2 separate regions of the Homo sapiens genome follow, and region 2 is linked to region 1. The links are chromatin loops, found by intact Hi-C in ENCODE. Cell type or tissue: psoas muscle. All regions are shown on one strand. Each heading gives the region's core, and the rest is flanking DNA. Links, peaks and the distances in the headings are about the cores only. Region 1 has its middle 42 kb from the start of RAF1. Region 2 overlaps LOC105376956 (a long non-coding RNA gene).

What was found. Peaks named below come from ENCODE experiments on the same cell type or tissue, not always from the same donor. Only the 100,000 strongest peaks of a DNase experiment are listed, where the experiment ranks them.
Region 2: a loop joins it to region 1, with 4 times the contacts of the local background. A loop is called at or near these places in 19 of 110 quality-filtered maps.

Annotation. Positions count from the first base shown.
Region 1 is chr3:12,702,110-12,710,775 of GRCh38, reverse strand. No RefSeq gene overlaps it. Among named protein-coding and RNA genes, the nearest start is that of RAF1, 42 kb to the right of the region's middle. In psoas muscle, for the core only: CTCF peaks have their summits at 1,736 and 4,127 (motif pointing left); DNase peaks (open chromatin) are centred at 1,775 and 4,125; H3K27ac peaks cover 1,996 bases.
Region 2 is chr3:12,887,059-12,895,724 of GRCh38, reverse strand. The region is part of intron 4 of LOC105376956 (a long non-coding RNA gene); the gene reads right to left. Among named protein-coding and RNA genes, the nearest start is that of LINC02022, 6.2 kb to the right of the region's middle. In psoas muscle, for the core only: a CTCF peak has its summit at 3,551; DNase peaks (open chromatin) are centred at 3,302 and 3,579; H3K4me3 peaks cover 500 bases; H3K27ac peaks cover 440 bases.

The DNA of each region.
Region 1 (8,666 bases), core at 452-8,451:
GCTGTAGTACAAGCAGCTCAGCCTCTGGGGCCACATAACCTGGAAGAACCTGGGCTATTAGAGGTATCTGTGGTGGGAAGAGATGCCATATATTTATGGCAAGCCCCAATGAGAGAATCACCACGTAGATCCCTCAAGTTCCAGAGCAAAGCCATTCAGTCTGCAGCAGAGAATTATTGCCATTTGACAAATTACCTGTGGGTGGCCCTCGTAGAGATAGAGGGCTTGACCATTGGACATTAAGTGACCCTTGCAGCCAGAACTGTCCATCCCAAGCTGGGATCTGTCAGAGCTACCAAATGACAAGGTCAGATGGGCTTGACAGCAATCCATAGTAAGGTGGAACATCTGGGATCAGGCACAAGCAGGGCCAGAGAGCACGAGTAAGCTGCACAAGATCCCCATGGTGGCCAAGACCCCCATGTCATCCCCCAGTGTGACACCTGCATGCCTCCTTCGGCTCACCCTGGCAGCTGCTTTTGGGCTCCCTTATGACCAGCCAGCAAACAGGAAAAAGGCCAAGCTTGATCCACAGGTGGGTGCATTCAGCATGGCAGTGCAAGTTGAAAACAGAGAACAACTGCACTGCAGCCTCACTCAGCAGGGACCCTTAAAGACACTAATGAGAAGGAATCTTCCCAACAGGCCGAACTTTGGGCAGTGCACATGCTCAACCACTTCGTGGCCAAGAGAAATAACCTGAGGTAAGTTACAGACATATGGGCAGTGGCAAAATTAGGAAGGATAAATATAGGAAGATTAGAGACAAGGAGGTCTGGGACACAGGGATGTGTGGACCCATGGGAACTGGCACAAAGTGTGAAAATCTTTGCATCTTATGCTCCTGTCCCCCAGACAGCATCTACCGTGGAGAAGTTACCATGTAACAAAATAGGCAGAGAGACTCAGTCCATTCAGCAGTCAGCCTCTGTCACTGGCCACCCCAGTTCTGGCACAATGGGTTTACAAATGGAGAAGCTATGTGGCGGGGTTAGAGGTTCTGCATTCACTAAGAATGCTCTAGCTACTGTCACTGTTGAATGTCCAATCTTCCAGCAACAAAGATTAACATAGAGCCCTCTTCATCCTTCATGTGATGTATGAGAAAAAATAATTAAAAAAAAAAAAACCTCAACATGACAACCATCCTTCAAGGAGCCCCATCAGCCCCTTGGTGGCAAGCTAGTTACATCAGACCTCTTCTACCTGGAAGGGGAAGCAATTCATGTTGACTGCAACTGACACATCTTTTGGGTGTGTGTTACATTTCCTGGCTACAACGCCTCGGCCGATCTAAGGACTTGCAAAGCACTGATCCACTAACATTTGGTCTCAGATAATATCACATTAGACCAAGAGTCTCAGATAACTCCCATTAGACCAAGAGACAGCAAAGGTGGTACAGCCTTGCTTATGACTGTGACATCCACTGGACTTACCACATACCACCTTGCCCAGAAGCAGCTGGCCTCAATGACCCTGGAGGACTTTGGTGCTGTTGCCTACATCCAAACAGTCAAACTGGGCCCCAGAGGAACAATAGACTGGGTCTTTCCCAGCCCCAAACTGGAAATATCATTTCACGTCTCCCTGTAGACCTGTAAAAGGCAGGCACTTGAGCTCTTAATTCTTTCCCATTTGAGTCCTTTCTCTCTTCCACACCTGCAATAAGTTCTGCCTGAAAGCTATTTTTGTACCACAGCACTCCCTGGAGTATGGTTCACCCAGTGCTGCTTCCCACAGGAGTCGCTGATCTGCCTTGAGGCTTTCTTGGTCAGTGCCTGGCAAGGCTCCAGCCCCACTGGACCAAAGATTCTGTCATCCCTTCCCCTTCCCAACTCTGAGCAGATCCACGCCAGCTTTCTAGAGTCATGGGCAAGGAATTCTGGCAGAAGGCAGACTAACGTTCAACTTCTATTCTTCTCCCAGGTGCATTTTTAACTCTTTTCTATCCAACAGTGTCTGGAAAATTCTATCTCCAAAAGACATGATCAGCAGAATGCAGATGAATGTCTCCTCTCAGTAACAATCACCTTCCTATTGTCTCCTAGCTGGATTTGGCTTTCCCTAGAGGTTGCAGTGATGTCATGTTGGAGGGGACTACAGCACTTAGGCCACCCTAGAGTGGGCTGTAAGGCCCCTACGGCTCTGGATGCCTTGACTTGTTCTCTGCTAAGACCGTGTTCTCATGGGCAGCAAGCGGGATTGCAGGTGAGGGAAATAGTCAGGAGCCTGAAAACCTTCCTTTCTCCCTCCCAAGACCCTTCCTTTAACTGCTTTGTGGCTGCTGCTGTGATTTGAGTTGATAGATTAAAGAATTTCTATATTAAAGATGTTTGGCAAGTCTAAAAATTTAAAAAGCACTTTAGTGGCCGGGTGCAGTGGCTCACACCTGTAATCCCAGCACTTTGGGAGACCAAGGCAGGCAGATCACTCGAGCCCAGGAGTTCAAGACCAGCCTGGGCAACATGGTGAAACCCCGTCTCTACTAAAAATACAAAAAGCTACTACAGGTGAAGTAACACACACCTGTGGTCCCACCTACTTGGGAGGCTGAGGCACAGGAATCATTTGAACCTGGGAGGCAGAGGTTGCAGTGAGCCAAGATCATGCCACTGCACTCCAGCAAGAGTGAGACTCTGTCGCCCCCAAAAAATTAATAAAATAAAATAAAATAAATAAAAAGCACTTTAGTTAGAAAAAAAGAAATGCAGCCAAGGCATCAATCTGGAAATGACACTGCAAGGATACAGCACCATCCCCCAGGATGCAGTATTCACCCTGAATCAACAGCCATTTATGAGTTGTTGATTAAGAGCTCAAGTGCCTGCTCTTTGCAGGCCTGTAGAGAGACATCAGATGGTATTTCCAGGTTGGGGCTGGGGCTGTCTTGTCGAAGTAGAATAAATGGATCTGGGAATCCGGGGGTGGAAGTATGAGTGGCTGCTCTCACTGTACTCCCAGTGAGCTGCTGGGAGAAATCAGTCCTTTCATCTGTACAGCTCTAGGCTCTATAGGTCTAGAAGTCCTCATTCCCAGCAGGAGGATGCTTCCCCCAGGAGGCCAATAAAATTTGTCTTATCAAACCAGCTGCCACCTGGTCACTTCAGGCTCCTTACACCAACAGACCAGCAGGCAAAAAAAGGAGTCATGTTCTTGGCAGGTTAAATGATCACCAGGAGGAGGCAGGGCTGCTGTTGCACAACAGGATGGGGAGGGACTCATCTAACACTCCAGCAGATCTATTGCGGTGATTCTTGGTTCTTCTCTGACCAACTTTGATGGTTAATAGACAGATGCGGCAACCATGACCTGAGACAAGCATGGTGACCATGGTCTCAAACCTCTCAGGGCCATCTCACTAGGTAAGCCACCTAGACCAGCAGAGACGCTGGCCGAGGGTGAGGGGATCTAGAATGCACAGGAGAGGAGGGAGAAGAAGACTATCAGCTGTGCCCTGAGACCAGCTGCAGCGTGACAGCTGCCATTCATTCCACTAACCTTCTCAAACTTCCCCAGAAAAAGAGATGAAAAAAGAAAAGAAAATGGCCAGGTGTAATGGCTCACACCTGTTATCCTAACACTTTTGGAGGCAAAGATGGGAGGATTACTTGAACTCAGGAGTTTTCAACCAGCCTGGACAATATAGCAAGATCCTGTCTCTATAAAAATTAGCCGGGTATGGTGGTGCACACCTGTAGTCCCAGCTACTTGGGAGGCTGAGGTGGGAGAATCACTTGAGCCCAGGAGGTCGAGGTTGCAGTGAGCCATGGTTGCCACTGCAACTCCAGCCTGGGCAAAAGAGTGAGACCTTATTAGAAAGGAAAAGAAAGGGGAAAGGGAAAAGAAAGAAAAAAGGAGAGAAAGAAAAGAGGGAGAAAGAAAAGAGAGAGAAAAAAGAGAAATAAAAAGAAAGAAAGAAAGGGGAAGAAAAAGAAGGAAAGAAAGAGAAAAAGAGATGAAGCAGAATCCTGGAGAAGCTGTTCTCAGATGGGTTTAGCTTATTTTATGAAGCAGGGGGATCCATGTGGTGCAGGACTGTAGTGGATGCTGTGATGTGTTAGATCTCCCTCTTCAGGACCAAGGCACTCACTCACTTCCCAGGTGGCAGGAGAGCCCTCTAGTGGAAAAGGTTGCAACCACTCTTTGGGTGCAGTTCCAGCCAATGACTGATCAACAGAGGAGTATAAAGGCATGATGCCCTTCTGTCAGTTCAGGACAACTGTGAAGGGCCATCCCAGTTTCAGAGCTCCCAGTGACAGAGGTCTCTGTTACAACTCTAGCACAGTTCATCCTCTCCCTATGGGAAATCCTGATTCCTCACTACCTCATAGGTGCTATTTCTAAGGGCATTCCCCATAAAACCTCTGCATGCCAACACCCTCCTCAGTTTCTCAGGAAACCTGGCTTAACACACTATGCACATCCTCAACCACACTAGTTAATGTCAAACTGTTCCCAAGATGGTTATATCAACTTGCATTCCTACCAACAGCACCTGAGAGTTCCACTTGCTTAATACCCCTGCCAAATTCTAGTATCATTAGGTTTTTTATTTTTAGCCAATTTAGTGGGCGTAAAATGAAAGCTCATTGTGGTTTTAATTCACATTTCTCTGGTGACTATTGAGGTTTGGCCCCTTTTCAAGGGTTTGTTGGCCATCTGGATTCCCTCTTTGGAAATAGCCCCAGCTCTTCTGCTGGCCCCATTTTATGGGCTCACTCATTTCATGCTGCCTAATAAGGGAGTGAGTGCTCACTTTAGTGAGCCCCAGAAAACTGGAATGGCTTTCCTGAAGGCCACCAACCTCGATGGATCCTTTGGTCCTATCTGTCTGTCTGTCTGTCTGTCTATTTATTTTTGAGACAGGGTCTTACCATGTTGCTGGTCTCGAACTCCTGGGCTCCAGTGATCCCCCTGCCTCAGCCTCCCAAAGTGTTGGGATTACAGGTGTGAGCCACTGCACCTGGCCCTCAGTTCTCTTCTGACTTGACCTCTGAGCAGTGTAAGATGTCATTGACTGCTCTCTTCTATCATCCTCTTTTCATGTCTTCCCTGACATTGCACAATCCTCATTTTTTATCCTACCTCTCTGGTTGTCCCTTCTCTGTCTCCTTTGCAGGCTTGACTGTTAAATGCTTGGGTTCCTCAGAGCTCAGTCCTTGGCCCTCTTCTTATCTCACCCCGGCCTTTCGCTCTGGGCAACTTCACCCTCAGCTACAGTTCCCAGCTTTGTACGCTGACGGTTCTCACATTCCTCTCCTTTGACACTTCCATGTGAATGTCCCAAAGCCTCTCAACCTCTATATATCCAGAATAGAAATCAAGCCTTTCCCCCCAAAACATGGTTGTTGTCTAGCCATCCCTGTTTCAGCAAAGGTCTCACAATCCTTCCAATTCCGAATGTCACAAACCCAGGAATCCCTGTCTCTTACCCCATATCTAAGCCTTCAGGACCAGTGTTAGTTATCTTCAGTTCACCCCTCCAGATCCACTCCTCACCCTTCTCCATTCCACTCTCTGCTTCTGGAGGATGATTATAAGCACACTTTTCCTGGGCTTCTTGTTCTTTAATTTCTGATTGGATTTGGCCAATGGCATTTTAGCTGTTTACTGCTGTATAACAAACTATCCCAAAACTGAGTGGCTTTAAAATATCACCATTGACTGGGCACGGTTGCTCACACCTGTAATCTCAGCACTTGGGGAGGCCAAGGTGGGTGGATCACTTGAGGTCAGTAGTTCAAAACCAGCTTGGCCAACATGGTGAAACCCTGTCTCTACTAAAAATACAAAAATCAGGCCAGGTGCAGTGGCTCACACATGTAATCCTAGCACTTTGGGAGGCCAAGGCAGGCGGATCACGAGGTCAGGAGATCGAGACCATCCTGGCTAACACGTTGAAACCCCGTCTGTACTAAAAATACAAAAAATTAGCCAGGCGTGGCAGCGGGCACCTGTAGTCCCAGCTACAGGGGAGGCTGAGGCAGGAGAATGGTGTGAGCCCGGGTGGCAGAGATTGCAGTGAGCCGAGATTGAGCCACTGCACTCCAGTCTGGGCGACAGAGCAAGACTCTGTCTCAAAAAAAAAAAAAAAAAAAAAAAATTACAGGTGGCAGGCACCTGTAACCCAAGCTACTTGGGAGGCTGAGGCAGGAGAATTGCTTAAACCCAGGAGGCAGAGCTTTCAGTGAGCCAAGATCACACCACTGCTCTCCAGCCTGGATGAAAGAGTGAGACTCTGTCTCAAATCAAACAAACAACAACAACAACAACAAAAAACCACACACACTAAAAAATATACCACCATTGTATTCTCTTCTCATGACTCTGTGGGTTGACTCAGGTAATCTGAGGTCAGTTCTGCTCTACACGATATCATCCAGGGACTCAACTCTGCTAGAACATCCAAGATGGCATTCTCATGTCTGGCAGGTTGGTGGGGTGGCTAGAGGTGTGAACTCAGCCAGACCAGAAAGGCTGCACCTGTCTTTTTCCAGGTGGTTTCAGGGCTTCTCCCCTACCCAAGGCCTTTCCATGTGGTCTTATGAGCACAAGGTAAACAGGCTTCTTATATGGTCGCTCAGGGTCTTCCAAACAGCAAAGGCTGACACTAGCAGGCCACCTTAATTCTTAGGTCCAGAGCTGGCATGGCATCCATCACATCTGCTGCCTTCTGTTGGTTAAAGTAGGTCACAGAACCAGCCCAGATATGATGTGGGAGTGGACTGCACAAAGGCATGCACATAGGGAGGCATGAGTCATTGGGCCATCTTTGGAGACCAGTCACCATAGTCTACTACCTGGTCCCCAAAGCCTCTCTCACATGCAAAATGAACTTCCCTTTACCTCCCGTAACTCCCAGAGTCTCACCCCAATTCAGCCTCAGGCCTAGGCTTGAAGTCAAGTTACTCATCAACTAAATCTCAGCCAGTTGTTGCTGAGGCCTTTGGGTGTGGTTCCTCCTGCTCTGAAGACCTGTGAACTAAAGAGACAACAAGTTCTCTCCCCCTATAGACCCAACGTAGAATGGCAAAACAGGAACTCAGGCGCCACAATACACGCTCCCATTCAAAAACACGAGACCTAGGGTAGTCACAGGTCCGTGGCCATTCTGAAATTCCACGGGATACAATCCTCCCTGCTCCAAGGGTAGAAAACATTGATGAAAGCCCCGGGTCAGCTTCCTGGGAATGGTCCTCTTAGGCTCTTGGCTCCACCCTCTGAATCATCCTTCTTTTCCATAAGGTATGACCATGTTTGCTGGCTTCCTGCACTTAGGGAGCTGGGGCCACAAAGGCTACCTTTTGTTTTAAAATGACTCTGTTCCACCGGGCATGGTGGCTCACGCCTGTAATCCCAGCACTTTGGGAGGCCGAGGTAGGCGGATCATGAGGTCAGGAGTTTGAGACCAGCCTGACCAATATGGCGAAACCCCCATCTTTACTAAAAATACAAAAATTAGCCAGGCTTGATGGCATGCACCTGTAGTCCCAGCTATGCGGGAGGCTGAGGCAGAAGAATTGCTTGAACCTGGAAAGTGGAGGTTGCAGTGAGCAGAGATCCTGCTACTGCACTCCAGCCTGGGCAAGAGAGTGAGACTCTATCTCAAAAGAAAAAAAAAAGTCTCCATTCCTTTCAGTCAAGCAAGTACAATTAAAAATGTTGTGTTTCCTGTGTATCTGATTACAATCCACTGCATTAGACAAAAGCCACCCTTAGTTTCTTTCGGAGACAAGCCTTTTCTGCTTTGGACCCTGCATCTACTGCTGAGGAACAATGCCCTAAAGATTCTTAGAGGCCTTTTTATCTAGCTGAGAGGATCCACCTGGCAAATGCTTAAATCTTTCTGAAATATCAACAAAAGGGTCTTATAGCTGTGTCACTGATTTGGTCTTGACCCGGAGGCCACGTTTTACTAGAAGTTCCCTGGATTTGATCTTTAGCACCAGGTTTCTCCCCTACCTCCACATTTTTTTAACTTTTTTTTTTGAAACAGGATCTCACTCTGTCCCTGCCAGGCTGGAGTGAAATGGTGCAACTGAGGGCTCTCTGTAACCTCAAACTCCTGGCCTCAGGCGATCCTTCCACCTAGGCCTCTCAAACTGCTAGGATTACAGGCATGAGCCATCACATCTGGTCATCCCTTCAGGTTTTTGTTTTCTGGGAGAATTTTTACTGGGCTGTTAAGGTTAGGAACAAGAAACAGTTGTTTTTTCCAATCCAGCAAGTTTCTAGTGGGGCTAGAAACTTTTTCTTTAGGTTCTGCTTGGATCCTGAACAATTCCTTCTTCAATTCATCTGTCTATCCATACCTCCTGCTATGCAGTTAAAATGAACCAGTTGGCCGGGCGCAGTGGCTCACGCCTGTAATCCCAGCACTTTGATAGGCTAAGGTGGGCGGATCACCTGAGGTCACGAGTTCGAGACCAGCCTGACCAACGTGGCAAAACCCCATCTCTACTAAAAATACAAAATTAGCCGGGTGTGGTGGCGCATGCCTGTAATCCCAGCTACTCGGGAGGCTGACGCAGGAGAATTGCTTGAACCAGGGAGGCAGAGGTTGCGGTAAGCTGAGATCGCACCATTGCACTCCAGCCTGGGCAACAAGAGCAAAACTCTGTCTCAAAAAAACAAAAAACAAAAAACACGAACCAGTTGGTGCC
Region 2 (8,666 bases), core at 243-8,242, 190 kb before region 1:
ACAAGCCCACGGTTTCAGTCCACCTTCTCCATGCCCCTGGCTTCCACATGTCATCTCCAGCCCAGACCTCTACTCTGGGCACCCATGTCCCCTTGGTGTTTCTGACAGCCCAGCCCTGCAAGCCCTCCATGACCATGTTCTTCACCGTATAGCCCCATGCAGCGGAAACCCGGTCCTCTCCTCTGTTCCCTGTCCTGGTGAATGACATCACCATTGACCTATTTAAACCAGGACCTGGGGTTGCTCGTGACTTTCTCCCTGGTGTCCTGTCCGTCTTTCCCCGAACTCTTGATTTGTGCCTCCTGCTTCTTCTGGAATCCATCTGAGTCTCTTCACGTCTCACCCCACTGCAGGCCCTCATGTCTCTCTCCTCGACTAGAGCTCCCTGCCTTGGCACTGGCCTTCCTGGGGGGACCCCTGTCTATTCCCCACACGGGTCTTGCTCTGTTGGCAAAGCTGGAGTGTGGTGGGGCAATCACGGCTCACTGCAGCCCTGACCACCTGTGATCCTCCCCCCTCAGCCTCCTGAGTAGCTGTGACTACAGAGGCGTACCACCATACCTGACTATAGTGTTTTTTGTTGTAGAGACGGGGTCTATGTTGCCCAGGCTGATCTCGAACTCCTGGGCTCAAGCGATCCTCCCACCTTGGCCTCCCAGAGTGCTGACTTTACAGCCGTGAGCCACTACACCCAGCTGCCTAGACATGGAGTCATTTTTTTAAGGTGCTCCTGCTTAAAGCCCTATCGGTGATTTCCTGTTGCCCTTAGGAGGAAAGAAATCCCATCCTTCACATGGCCCCTGCCTGCCCCTCAACAGTCACATTCCCCTCACATTCCAGCCGTACCAGCCTTGATTGTTTTGTTACTGTTCATGCATGTCCTTTGACAGTAAAGGTCAAAAAGTCAAGACAGTGTCTGTCTTTGTACATACTGTAATCTCAACATGGAGCACAAAGTGGATTTCCTAAGTGAATGCTTTGGGAGCACAGCAGGAAATGTGCTACAACGCATGACACCATGTGGCGGCAACATGAGATCAGGGCCCAGAACATGAGGTGGGGACCGTGCTGGCAAGGCTCTGGGGCCCGCTGGCATGCCTTGTTAAGTAAAAATTGGGGCAGTGGTCAGAGGCTTTTAGACATTGTGTTTTAACTTATGTCGAGTGTCTTTTAACATGTAGTAAATGTAGTGAGAATAGATTGATGAAAAACAGGAAAAAAAAGTCCCCATAAGCTCACTACCTCAAATCACGTATAATTGAGTATGTGGCCAACTGTTCTTCCACCGTCCCTCCATACATATTTCTCAGTCACCTAGTTTACATCTCTGAAGTGCTTCCCAAACGGTACTGTCAGTGTTGCTTGGTGCCCCACGTGGAAAGTGTCATCGGTCACACACCTCTAGGGAACGATGCATTGCACGCAGTTCAATGCGTTTCTTTCTGCTGGACCTTTTAGAGCCTTTGGAAAAGATGGTGTGCATATATGAATAAATCTCTGAACAACAGCCTGTGCACTCTACAGAATACAGTTTAGTAACAGTGTGTGTGTGTGTAAATGCTATTCTTTTTCCCTTAATCCACTGTGATGAGGCAGTGGAAGACTCGACAATTTATAACGTCTGCATAACATTCCACCTTACGGATGTCCCATAACGTGTTGCCATGCAGACAGTGTTGTGTTGGCAAACAAGGAACAAACGGAAAGAAATAATCGAGTTTCTGGCAGAGTTGGTGATTCTGGCGAGGACTGGAGCCTGGAGAGGGGGACACCATGGTTCGACCACAATGCTGAGTCCCTGGGATGACCATGGACCCCGTTTTGGTGCTGCTGGAGGCCAGGTATCCCCTGAGATGCCTCTTAGCTCAGTGCATTCAGTTCAGTGCCCACTTTTCAAGAGACCCCATCTCACCGCTCAGCCCAGAGCAGGCCTGTGATAAAGACCTGGCGGCTGCTGCTTGTAGGCATGGGGTGAAGATCACCCACCCTCATTTCTAACGTGGAGCTTCAGGACTTTCAAGGCCCTCAGGGAAAGCTTTTCTTGTCTATTATTCCTAACCACACCCCACCCCCACCTCCACAGTAAAGTGTTCCAATTAAATCTGATACGTAGGACCTGAAGCACTTTGTCATTTTCTATGTAGTTAATAGGGAAGAACACATTCTAAAATGAAAATACCAGAGGATAATACCTGAATTGGAATCTCTTCTCACACCCTCTGAGAACTTTTCAAAGAACAAGGAGGGGCCACATGCTGTGACTCACCCCTGTAATCCCAGCCTGAGCAACATAGTGAGACCTCCATCTCTACAATATCAAAACATTAACCAGGCATGGTGGTGCCTGCCTGTGTTCCCAGCTACTCTGGAGGCTGAGGTAGGAGGATTGCTTTAACCAGTGAGGTCAAGGCTACATGAGCCATGATCACCCCACTGCACTCCAGCCTGGGCCACAGCGCAAGACCAAGTCTCCAAAGCAAAGAAACAGTCACCTATAGCTGTCAGACCTACACTGTGTTTGGGAAAGAGCAAGAACCACAAAATTCACTTAAAGGTCAGTGGGAAAATCAACATCTTAGAGCAGCAGAGTTGATGTAGAATCACTTGCCGGTGAGATGCAGGGGCAGGGGGGTACACAGCGGGAGAGGGTGGGGAGTCCCTGTGGAGGTTGTGCGTGGGGTGCAGGGGTTGGGGGGGTGCACAGTGGGAGAGGGTGGAGAGTCTCTGTGGAGGTTGTGGGTGGGGTACAGGGGGGTACACAGTGGGAGAGGGTGGGGGTCCCTGTGGAGGTTGTGGGTGGGGTGAAGGGGTGGGGGGGTGCACAATGGGAGAGGGTGGAGGGTCCCTGTGGAGGTTGTCAGGGGGGTACAGGGGTGGGGGTTGCACAGCAGGAGAGGGTGGGGAGTCCCTGTGGAGGTTGTGGGGGGGTGCAGGGGCAGGGGAGGATGCACAGTGGGAGGGGATTGAGGGGGTCCTCATGGAGGTTCTGGGTAGGGTGCAAGGGCAGGGGGCTGCACAGATGGACGGGGTGGGGAGTCCCCATGGAGGTCCTGGGTGGGATGCAGGGGCAGGGGGGCATGTGTAGCTGGAGGAGGTGAGGGTCCCCTTGGAGGTCCTGGGTGGGGTGGGGGGGGTGCACAGCTGGAGGGGATAGAAGGTCCCTGTGGAGGTCCTGGGGGGGGTGCAGGGGTGGGGGGTACACAGCGGAAAGGAATGAGGGGGTCCCCGTGGAGGTCCTGGGTGGGTGCCAGGGGCAGCCAGTGGGGGATGCACAGCCGGAGGAAATGGGTGGTCCCTGTGGAGGCGCGATGCACAGAGCAGGAGGAGGGAGCCGCCCTGAGAGGAGAAAGGCAGCCTGCTAAGCAAGAGCTACAGGAAGCACTTGGACAGGCCATCGGGCCAGAAGCACCTCGCAAGGGTGTCCGGGAGCTTTGGTGATGAAGGGCAAGAAAGAAGCAGCTAAGAGGGGGGCCTCATCACAGAGATGCTGTCAAAGATTCACCAAGCCCACCTAAAAGTATCTTTTATTACGGGAACTGCAATTCACCTTAGCAGCGCAAGAGGGCATGATTGCACTACCAAACCCAGAAAAGCACCCACGCATTCAAAAAACTGGAAGAGAAGGAAGAGAAAGGGAAAGGCAGTCAGCCGATCCGCTGCTGCACTGTTAGCAGGTGAGAGTCGGGTGATTTTATTGCAGCTGACAGTGCTCAATGATAGCACAAGGCCAGTTAGGAAAAGCGGGCACCGTGGGCATTAGCAGAAGTCACTATTACCAAGGCAGCCCTTGTGATGGCTCATTTTAGCAGTCAGCTTGACTAGGCTAAGGGATGTCCAGGGAGCAGGGAGAACGTGATTTCTCGTGTTTCTGTGGGGGGGTTCTGGAAGAGATGAGCACTTGACCCAGTGGACTGACTGAGGGCCACCCGCGCCAGTGTGAGCAAGCCTGCTTCAATCTGCTGAGGCCCAGATACAACCAACAGGAGGAAGGAGGGGAAATTTGTTCTATGCTTGACCTGGGACATCCACCTTCTCCTGCCCTTGCGTATGAGAACTCCAGGTTCTTGGGCCTCTGGACCCCATGTCTTAAACCAGAAGCCCCCAGGTTCTCAGGCCTGTGGCCTGGGACTGAGAGGGACACCACCAGCTGTTCTGGTTCTTAGGCCTTTGGACTCGAACTGAATTGCACCATGGGCTTTCCGGTTTTCCAGCTTGCCACTGGCATATCCTGGGGCTTCCTGGCCTCCTGAAGGGCATGAACCAATCAATTCCCACAATAAATCCCCTCATGAGTGTGTGAGTGTGTGTGTTTGTCCTATTTGTTCAGTTTTCTCTGGAGAACACTGACTAATACAGCTCCAGAACAAAAATAAAGCCTTCCTAAATACAGAAAAAAAAAAATAACCAAGCCAAAAAGGGAGAGTGGAACAGACCAGTCTTCAGAATGAAAGCCACACGAGGACGCCATACTCCACATAGTGAATTCACAACGGCAAACAACCTTCCAGAACAAACCAAAGACACCAGCTACATCAAAATGCAAGTATACCTAGCTCCCCTGCTAAGAGAAAGGTCTTTGAAGACCTTGTATCCATAAGCTACCGCCACCCTAGTTCTCTGGCAACCCCAAAGTGTGCAGGAAACAAGCACTGATTTCTCAGCCCCCATCTGCAGATGCACGGGGTTCCCCTGGTCTAGAACTGGGTCAGTCTGAGCCATAGGGGGTCTAGGACTGCTCCACATATCCCTCATTCTCCTGACCCCACCGGTCGAGGCCTGTCCTGGTCATGGCAATAGGCTGGAGTGCAGGAGCATGAGCCTGGCCCCAAGCACATAGCACACCTTTGCTCACGCCAGGTGCACCACAATCCCATTGACCACTTTGCTCCATGCCCAGCCCAGCGTCAGAGGGTGGAGAAGTGTTCCCTGCCATAAAGTGAGTCATAGCTAGGGTATAGACTACAAATACATTCCATCTACCCCAGACCACAAAGCAAAACCCACCAACTCTCTGCCAATACTCTAGAGGGACACCTAAGACAAAAATTCAGAAAGGCTAAAGGCTACCCATAAAGACGTGCATGGAGGGGTACAAGCTATGAAGCCAAATTAGACGAGGAAGCAAGTTACAGTCTTGATGTGTGACAGGGTAGAAATCAGCCTTAAAAACAATGCATGAGAAAGTGACTTGATAATGCTAGAAGCTGCAATTCCCAATGTAGACATGACAGGAGTATCTATGCACCACATAAAACAGCAGTCTTCAAAAAACGGAAACTGCAGGATAGGTAGGAATAAAAAAACACATTCATAAAGGTTAACATTGCCACTCTGAATCCAAGACAGGTTAAGAGGCCAAAATGAAATTATCTAGAAGCCTTCAGTTTCTCATGGATATGATACCAAGCATTGCGCTTCAATAACAGAGAAAACACCTTTCCAACCTCCCTTGAAACGTTTATGGAAACTTGCCACATATTAAGACACAAAGGAAACTTCAGTAATTCCACAAAGCAGAGAGAATCTAAACATATTCTCTAATCACAGTACAGTAAAACTAGAAATTAAAGACTCAAAAATTCCCTACTGGAAATGTTACTAACTCTATTAAATTACTCTTGGGTCAGAGGACAAATACAAACCACAACCATAGAATTTGTTCAAAATGGTAACACCTTGTATCAGAATCCATGATGCAATTAAAGCAATGAGGCAAAGAAAATTACATCCAAAATGAAAAAGAAACATCAAATGCAAAATTAGGAAAAGATTAAAGTAAACAAAGGAGAAACAGTTGCAAAATAACAAGCAAGGCTGGGTGTGGCAGCTAATGCCTGTAATCTCAGCACTTTGAGAGGCTGAGGCAGGCACACTGCTTTGAGACCAGGAGTTCGAGACCAGCTTGGCCAACATGGTGAAACCCCATCTCTGCTAAAACTACAAAAATTAGCCGGGCATGGTGGCTCACACCTGTGATCCCAGCTACTTGGGAAGCTGAGGCAGGAGAATCGATTGAACCTGGGAGGTGGAGGTTGCAGTGAGCTGAGATAGCACCACTGCACTTCAGCCTGGGAGACAGAGTGAGACTCCTCCTCAAAAAAAAAAAAAAAAAAAAAAAAAATCAGAACAAAGAAATAGTAAAGCTTATGAACAAAAAGCTGGTCTTGGAAAAGAAAAAAGAAAGTAGACAAACCTCTAGCTAACCAAATCAAGGTGACAAGAAAACGAAACACCAAAAATGAGAAACCAACACAGGACTGAATATTGAAGTGGAAAAAATGTTTAGAGTGATGATACTTTGAACGACTTTATGCAAATAAATTTGAAATGAATAATTAGCCAAAAGTGACTCAGGAGAAAAAGAAATCTTAAACAAATTCCCATGAGAGAAATAGAAAATGTAATTAACGGCTTAACTAGCCCATTTTGTTTCACAGGGAATTCTTCTGACCTTCACAACCAGATAATCTCACTGTTACAACTGTTTCTGATCACAGCAAAGGAAGGAAAACTTCCCAATGCTTTTTCTTGTCTTTTCTTTTTTGAGACGGAGATTCACTCGTCACCCAGGCTGGAGTGCAATGGTGCCATCTCAGCTCACCGCAACCTCCACCTCCCCAGTTCAAGTGATCCTCCTGCCTCAGCCTCCCCAGTAGCTGGGATTACAGGCATGCACCACCATACCCAGCTAATTTTGTATTTTTAGTAGACACAGGTTTTCTCCATGTTGGTAGGGCTGATCTCAAACTGGCGACCTCAGGTGATCTGCCCACCTCGGCCTCCCAAAGTGCTGGGATTACAAAGGTGAGCCACTGCACCTGCCTCCCAATGCTTTTTATGCAGTGATTTTGGCACTGTTTTCTAGACCTGATAAAAGTTACATAAATACAAAGCTGCATGTCACCAATAGAAAATTGTGAATCACATATCACACATATCAAACATCTAGTAGCATATTCCATATAAACTAATATACCTCATGACCAAATAGCATTTTACATCAGTAATGCAAGAACTGTTCAATATTAGGAAATCCATCATCTTAACTAAGATAAGAAAAACCAAGTGATCATTTCCCTGGCTGACAAAAGGGCTTCAACAAAATCCAGAACGAATTCCTGGTATATAAAACACTTAAATAAGTGGATACTTTTTTGGGAATGATAGAGTATACCTGAGTTCAAAAGCCAGAATTTAATTGAATGGAGAAACAGTGAATGCATTCTGTGCAAATCAGGGAAAAGACATGGTAAGCATCTTCACTTCTCTGTGACACTGTGTTGAAGGGTTCAGCCAATGCAATCAGATGCAGTTAGAGGCATCTGAATCAGAAAGGAAGAGGTGAATTTTTTTTTCTTTTTTTTTTTTTTTGAGACAAGAGTCTTGCCCTCTCACCCAGGCTGGAGTTCAGTGGTGCAGTCACAGCTCACGGCAGCTTCAACCTCCTGGGCTCAAGTGTTTCTCCCGCCTCATTCAGCCCAGTAGCTGGGACTACAGGTGTGCACCACCACCCCCGGCTAATTTTTATTTTTAGTAGAGATGAGGTCTCGCTATGTTGCCCAGGCTGGTCTCAAACTCCTAAGCTCAAGCGATCCTCCCACCTCAGCCTCCCAAAGTGCTAGGATTACAGGAATAAGCTACTGTGCCCCACCAAAGAGGCAAATTATTTCTATTTGCAGATGATACAACAGCATTTCTGGAAATCCCAAGAAATCAATGAAAAAGTTAAGGCACAATGAGGAAACTCAGCAAGATGACTGAAAAGCAAATTAATGTATATGAATCAATAGACATTAATAAGTTTAAAAGAATAATAAAAGGAAAAAAGAATGCATGTACAAGATAAAATTTTTACAAAAGATATATAGGAGCTGGGCATGGCGACACACCATAATCCTAGCACTTTGGGAGGCTGAGGCAGGAGCATCACTTGAGTCTAGGAATTTGGGGCCAGCCTGGGCAACATAGGGAGACCTCATCTCTCCTAAAAATAAAAAACATTAGCTGGACATGGTGGCTCACGGCTGTAGTCCCAACTACCTGGGGGGCTGAGGCAAGAGAATAGCTCGAGGCCAGGAGGTTAAGACTGCAGTGAACCATGATTGCACCACTGCACTCCAGCCTGGGTGACAGAGAGACCATGTCTCAAAAAAAGGAAAAAGATAACTAGGAATAACTTCAAAAAATAATGACAAGTGAGGAAAAGATTAAAACACTGAGAAATATACCGAGTTTTAAGATAACACAATTTAACATACAGATGTCAATACTTCTCAGTTTTTTTAAAAAAATGGAGCTAGTCAAGATTATTTTCAATTCCAGTTTTGACAAGGCAAGACTCTCCAGGAAAATCAGTCTTTTTTGTTTGTTTTTAGAGTTAGTGGTACATCCAGACATCACTGCAGCACACTAGAAAGCTTCTGTCATTAAACCTGCAGTATTGGTATGTGCGGATTCAGACGAGCTGAACAGAATGGAAAGTCCAGAAACAGACTCCATAAAATGGAAACTTAGGATACAGTGAAGATGGCGTGACAAATCACTGGAGAAACGGCAGACCCCTAAATAAAAGGGGTGTCAGTTACCTTTTGCTACAAAGCCAAACACCGCAAAACTTCCTAGCTTAGAGCCACGGTAACAATGGTTTCTCATCACACTCAGGGTTG